Linked DNA regions of Homo sapiens: region 2 is linked to region 1. A link is a loop called in an ENCODE intact Hi-C map of the cell type or tissue named here. Cell type or tissue: mammary epithelial cell. All regions are shown on one strand. Each heading gives the region's core, and the rest is flanking DNA. Links, peaks and the distances in the headings are about the cores only.

Region 1 (2,802 bases), core at 96-2,595:
ACACATCAAGTACCTGAGTTCATATTCAGGTGCCCAGCATATTGTAAGCCCCTGGCAAACAGTACTTATTATTAGTGGATGTGTCCAAGGTCACCCAGCTGTCACAACCAGGACAGAACCCAGATCTCCTGACTCTTGGGCCAATGCTTCTTCTGTAATAGGTCCCTCCTGCATGTACCTAAATATGTCTTCTTTTCATGATGGCCATAGTAATTTCATGCAATGAAACAAAATTTGTGCTGCACAAAAGAAATGCTATTTTGCCTCATCATCTGAAAGGAAGAGCTGTGAGTTGTCTGAAATTCATTCACACTCTCTCAGGCAGACCCTGTGTGACCAAAGTCATTAATTTGTGGGACAGGCTGGGGCAGGAGAGGCTGGGCACAGCTCCCTGCTGCATACAGCTAATTGGCCTCTGCGGCCCCACGTTCCAGTCCCAGCATCTGCTGACATGGCATTCCTAAGAAGAGGGGAGAGGCCAGATACTATCATTTTAAAGAGGACAAAGTGAAGGACAGAGAGATTAGCTGATCTGCCCCCTTAATTATGCGGTGAGCTCGCAATGGAGCCAAGGATTGAATCCAGATTTCTCAAGTCCCAGATGGGTTTTTTCATCAGGAGGTCCTGCCACATTCCTTCTCTTGGAACCGCCCCCTCTCTGGATCCCAGAAACACATACCTGGGTTGAGTTCGTGAGTTTGTGTGTGTCTCTGTTCCCTTCATGTTATCTTGATTCTTAAAAAGAAAGGAAAAAAATGCACTTACCCTTAGAAAATGATCACTTAATTGAGATTAGTAGGAGGATGCACACATTTCTTAAATGCTTTTTTTTTTTTTTTTTTTTGATACAGGGTCTTCTGCTTTGCAGCCCAGACTGGAGTGCAATGGTGTGATCATAGCTCACTGCATCCTGAAACTCCTGGGCTCAAGCAATCTTTCTGCCTCAGCCTCCTGAGTAGCTGGGACTGCAGGAACAAGCTACCACACCAGGGTAATTAATTTTTTTTTTTTTTTTGATAGAGACAGGGTTTTGCTCTGTTGCGCAGGCTGGTGCTGAACTCCTGGGCTCAAGTGATCTTTCCACCACAGCCTCCCAAAGTGCTGGGATGATGGTCCTGAGCCACTGCATCTGGCCTAACTGCTTTTAACCACCTTTATTTTTCAAGAATTTTTGGCTTGACACATCCAGAGCCCAAACAGAAGAGGTCTTCAGATTTGACCCACGCATTTCTTGCCAGAAGAATTTATATATGAAGGCGTTGTGCAAGTTATTAATGTTAAAAGGAATTTCCTCCTCCAGTAAAAAATCTGAAATAAAATTAATATTGGCACAATCTGAGACTAAGAAGAGACACTGGCCATCCAGGAGTTTCCATAGGCCACGCTCCAATGTGAGCTTTCACCACTAGAGGGCGTGATCTGAATTGTGCACTCAGCGTTTCTTCCAAGAGTAATCGTTCCCAACAAGGTAATTTACCAAAGAATTACTTACTGTCGACTTTAGATACATATCCCAATTATGTCTCCCCTCCCAACTAAATTCTAGATTTAAAAAGTATGGACAATATAAGAAACAAAGCAATTTGCAAACGTTTATCTAACTGACCACATTGTTTCTATTTTGGTTACTCTTTTTGGGAAACCGCCAAAGTAAATACCCTCCTGTGAGTTGGCTTGGGGTCATCCGGCCTGGTCTCCTCTGCCCAGCCCCTTTATCTCAGCCTGGATCTTCTTTGGAAACAGAAATCATTTTCTCTTCCATCTTCTGGTGTTGAGGTTTAGTCATTCTTTCCTTCAAAGAGCTGAGAAGTCCTTTAAAAGCAAGACACAGCTTGTTGGTTGGTTCATTTGGTCATTCATTCATTCCATGGATGTTCACGAACATGAACATACCATGTGATAGACTGTAGAGCTAATTCCTTGACCTCTTAAAATGAACAGTGTAGGGGGAAACCGTAATAGTTAAAAATAGGGAAATGTACTGAAGGGTGCTATGGAAGCATGAATTCTACTTGCCCCTGCTCACCTTCACAAAGGTAACTGATCATCCATACTCAAAAGAGACCACACAGTGCTAGAATTCTCATGGCACATCACCAGGTAATGCTGCATTACCTCCACTGTTGGCTTTAAAAGTGTATTTCCTTTAGGCTAAACTTGTAGTAAAAATAAATCTATTAGCAGGAGAGCAACAAAAGTGCTCTGAGGAGAAAAGTCCTGGGCTATTGGGCTAGGAATCAAGATATATTGGGTGGTGGGGAAGGGGGTGGGAGGGGAGGTTACAGCTTGAGGGGGTGGGGCAGAATTCTTGCTTTGCTGTTAGCAAATTGAGTGCTTGGCCAAGTCAGTTGACTTCTTGGGATTTGCATTGTCCAGTTTCTAAAATGAAGGAGTTGAACCTGGTCAACGTGTTCCAAAATGTGTCTCTTAAAACAGAAATCTTGAGAAAAATGGAATTTGGGGATCAGATGGGTTTCGGAAATATAGCGTAATATCTGCCCCTTTTCACCCACTCTCCCATGGTAATTCCAAATCACCTGAGCTTATTAAAGGTTTGAGAGGTCCTAGAGTAAAAAGCCTGCTTAACTTTATTTAATTCAGTGTTTCCCAAATGTATTTGCCTGGAGATTCAGTTTTATGTGATAGCTATTAATGTAGAAATGCTGGACTAGATATTCATTGAAAAGCCGATAAACATTTATTGAATGACTACTTTGCGCTAGGAAGCCACCTCTCTGGCTGTATTACATGAGTCTGTGAATTTTATGATTTAATCAAGTAAACAGGAGATTTTCCTGTAGG
Region 2 (2,802 bases), core at 135-2,634, 92 kb before region 1:
ATGACATGGTGCATTGCCAGCAGAAGAAAGTCAAGCAGATGGTCGAGGAGGTAAGCATCTGCAAAAGGTCACAGGCCTGGGATTGCTTCCTGTGGTGGGGAAGCATCCCCAGAACAAGTCTGCCTTGCCCCTCCATTTCCTGTGGCTCACAAGCCGAGGTGCTCAGGCCACTGCCATCTAGGCCCAGAGTGGGATTTCCCCACATGTCCCCCATGGACTGATGACGATGATGCCCCTAAAAGAGGGGTTTCCTCAGGTCAAAGGGTTACAGTTAAGAAAGCTGGAAAGTGCAGTTCATAAGCTCACCCACTGTGAAAGGACAGTGATAGCCTGAGTGGGTACCCACAGCTCAGGGGACCCAAGGGGGTGATGGGCAGGGTGAATTTAGCCCAGGTCCCTGCACTGCCTCCACAGCCGTCTGTCTGTCTCTCTCTCTCTCTCTCAGCTACCATTCTTGTCCTTTATCGTTTTCTGGGTGTGTCTTTCATTCCCTTTCCTTGTCTGTTTCTCTCTTTTTTCTCCCTCCTTCCTCGTTCTCTTCTCCCACTCCTGCTTCTTCTTCCTTTTCCTTTGCCACCATCCTTTCTCTCCTAACTGTCTCTGTAACAGGAAACCAAGCTATACATTTACTGTTTGGGCATAGTTTACTATTCTCTTTTTTCTAAATGAGAAAACGGGTAAGTTGAACATTTCTATTTCTCTAAGAGGAACAAAATTTGTTTTAACTTGTGTCAATATAATCCGCCTCTCTTGTGGTGATGTTCCAAAGAAGAAAGTCCGTGCTCTGTAAAGCTAATCACATATTATTGTAGTTTTCTTCTTGCTCAATTAAAAAATCCGATTGAAAAATCTGATAGAAAAAGAGCAGTTAGTACTAACAGGGTTATAAGAATTCCCTTGAGTCTAATTCTCTAACCTGCAAAGAAAAAAAAAGGTTTCAATTTAATCAAACATTTGGTTGGCAGTGGAAAAATGAAAACACATTTTCCTTATATTAAGTACTACTTTAAAAAGTTATGTTTTATTAATGAATTATTAAAATTAAAAGCATATCTACTTCTAAGAAATAATTCATGTACATGACAGACAAATGGAAGATTAAAATATATCTATTTTATTAATCTCTAAGATATTGGGGATATTAATGTTGGGGAGTTAAGGTCAGAGAATTGTGAGTATGGGAAGGGACATCTTTTTTTATTGTGTGTAGGATAAACATACACATTAGATAAAAGTTTGTCCGCAAATGAGAAGTGCAGTTATACTGTGTTGAATCATGTACATCTTATATTGGTTCACACACAAGTTTCTGGGGAGCAGTGGAATAGCAGAGGAGGCCACGCACGCATCTTTGCAATCGTTTTGTGCATCCAGGCAGGAGCACTGCCCATAACAGTAATGCGGAGGGAGATCCTGCCCTATCGTCAACACTAGGTAGATGTCAGGAGTGTATTTTCCAAGGAAAAGCATCACTTTGCCACAGTTAGCATCTCAGTGAGCCTTGGCCGTCGGGGCATAGTTTTTCTGCTTTTGAATTTCACACGCACGAAGTCTGGGGCAAGGGCATCCCTTATTTTCCCCTATGCGAGTCTCTAACTGTGAGCACTACATTTCTCCCACCTCACCACAGGGGGGTGTCTGTGTCATTCTTGTATCTAATCGTTAGAGAACTATTGAACAAAACCTCATACTGGTTGGCTTCTGATTCACTTAAACCCTTACCTGTAAGAGGTTAAGGCTGTACCAGAATCAGAGACATTGTTTTTTTAAAAGACATTTTCAAAGAAGTTTAGAATTCTCTGTTTCCTAACTTACTTCCAGAATATAACAAACCTACCAATTTGAAGAGAGTGAAGGAGTACACATACGTACACACATATACATATGTGCATATGTATATGTGTATTTATACATGTGTATACATATGTATATGTGTGTGTGTAGGGATGCATATAAAGATCACTGTCCATGCTTTGCTTTTTTCTACCTGTGATTTCATATCTTCCAGATAAGCTTCTCTAAGCTTTGATGTGGTCTGTGGTCTGGAAGGCCCAGTCGTTGGAAAGAAATCACCAGCTAAAATTTAGGATGCCATCAGAGTTAGCACCCCCTAGGGGCTGGCTGGGTTTCCACAGTGAATGTAGACCACCACCACCACCAGCAACAAAAAGAGAGAGAGACACTTTTTATTCCTAATAATTTTTACTGCCTGATTTAGAAAGTTTGTGTTTGCCCAGCATACTACATTAACTTACATAAGAAAAAAAGGATAGCCTAGAATCTCATTTGCTATAGCCATTTATGTGAATATTTTTTTTAAAAGTTAGAAACATGGTCAAGGGGCATGGACAGGTGAGCACCTTCAGAAGAGCAAGACCAGGTTGGAAAGGAGTTGAGAACCTGAGTAATTCAGGGAACTGGGGAAGACATGCCCAAGGAGAGATGGGAGCTGAATTCACATCTTAGAAAACATGAGGGAATATGTCTTTGTTTTGTATTGTGAAGCAAGGCCAGGCCAGAACCACTGGGTGACACTTTCAAAGAGGCAAATTGCAGCTCTTCATTCACAACAAAGAAAACATTTCTAATACTGGCTGCACTGGTAAGGCATTTAGCTCTTCATCATGGTTACGTTCTTTACAAAGTAAGAAGTTGATTTAGAAGTTCTCTAGTGTTCCTCCACAAATTCTGTGTTCTGTAACCTTAAAGACTGTGTGGAGGAAGTCTGGTAACTTCAGTTAAGTGTTCATCATATAAAGAATTCTCTATTGTTTACTATGCTGTGCCTGTTTTTGTGAGCTC

Evidence for each region. Peaks named below come from ENCODE experiments on the same cell type or tissue, not always from the same donor. Only the 100,000 strongest peaks of a DNase experiment are listed, where the experiment ranks them.
Region 2: a loop joins it to region 1, with 3.0 times the contacts of the local background. A loop is called at or near these places in 3 of 110 quality-filtered maps.

What each region holds. Positions count from the first base shown.
Region 1 is chr15:57,731,311-57,734,112 of GRCh38, forward strand. It overlaps LOC105370834 (a long non-coding RNA gene), which reads left to right and starts at 1,101. Exons shown (of 6, transcript XR_001751554.3): 1 at 1,101-1,468. In mammary epithelial cell, for the core only: a CTCF peak has its summit at 1,406 (motif pointing right); no DNase peak of the experiment used is centred there.
Region 2 is chr15:57,639,496-57,642,297 of GRCh38, forward strand. GCOM1 (GCOM1, MYZAP-POLR2M combined locus) reads left to right here. Exons shown (of 17, transcript NR_104371.3): 10 at 1-50. It overlaps MYZAP (myocardial zonula adherens protein), which reads left to right. Exons shown (of 13, transcript NM_001018100.5): 10 at 1-50. Among named protein-coding and RNA genes, the nearest start is that of MYZAP, 49 kb to the left of the region's middle. In mammary epithelial cell, for the core only: a CTCF peak has its summit at 1,632; no DNase peak of the experiment used is centred there.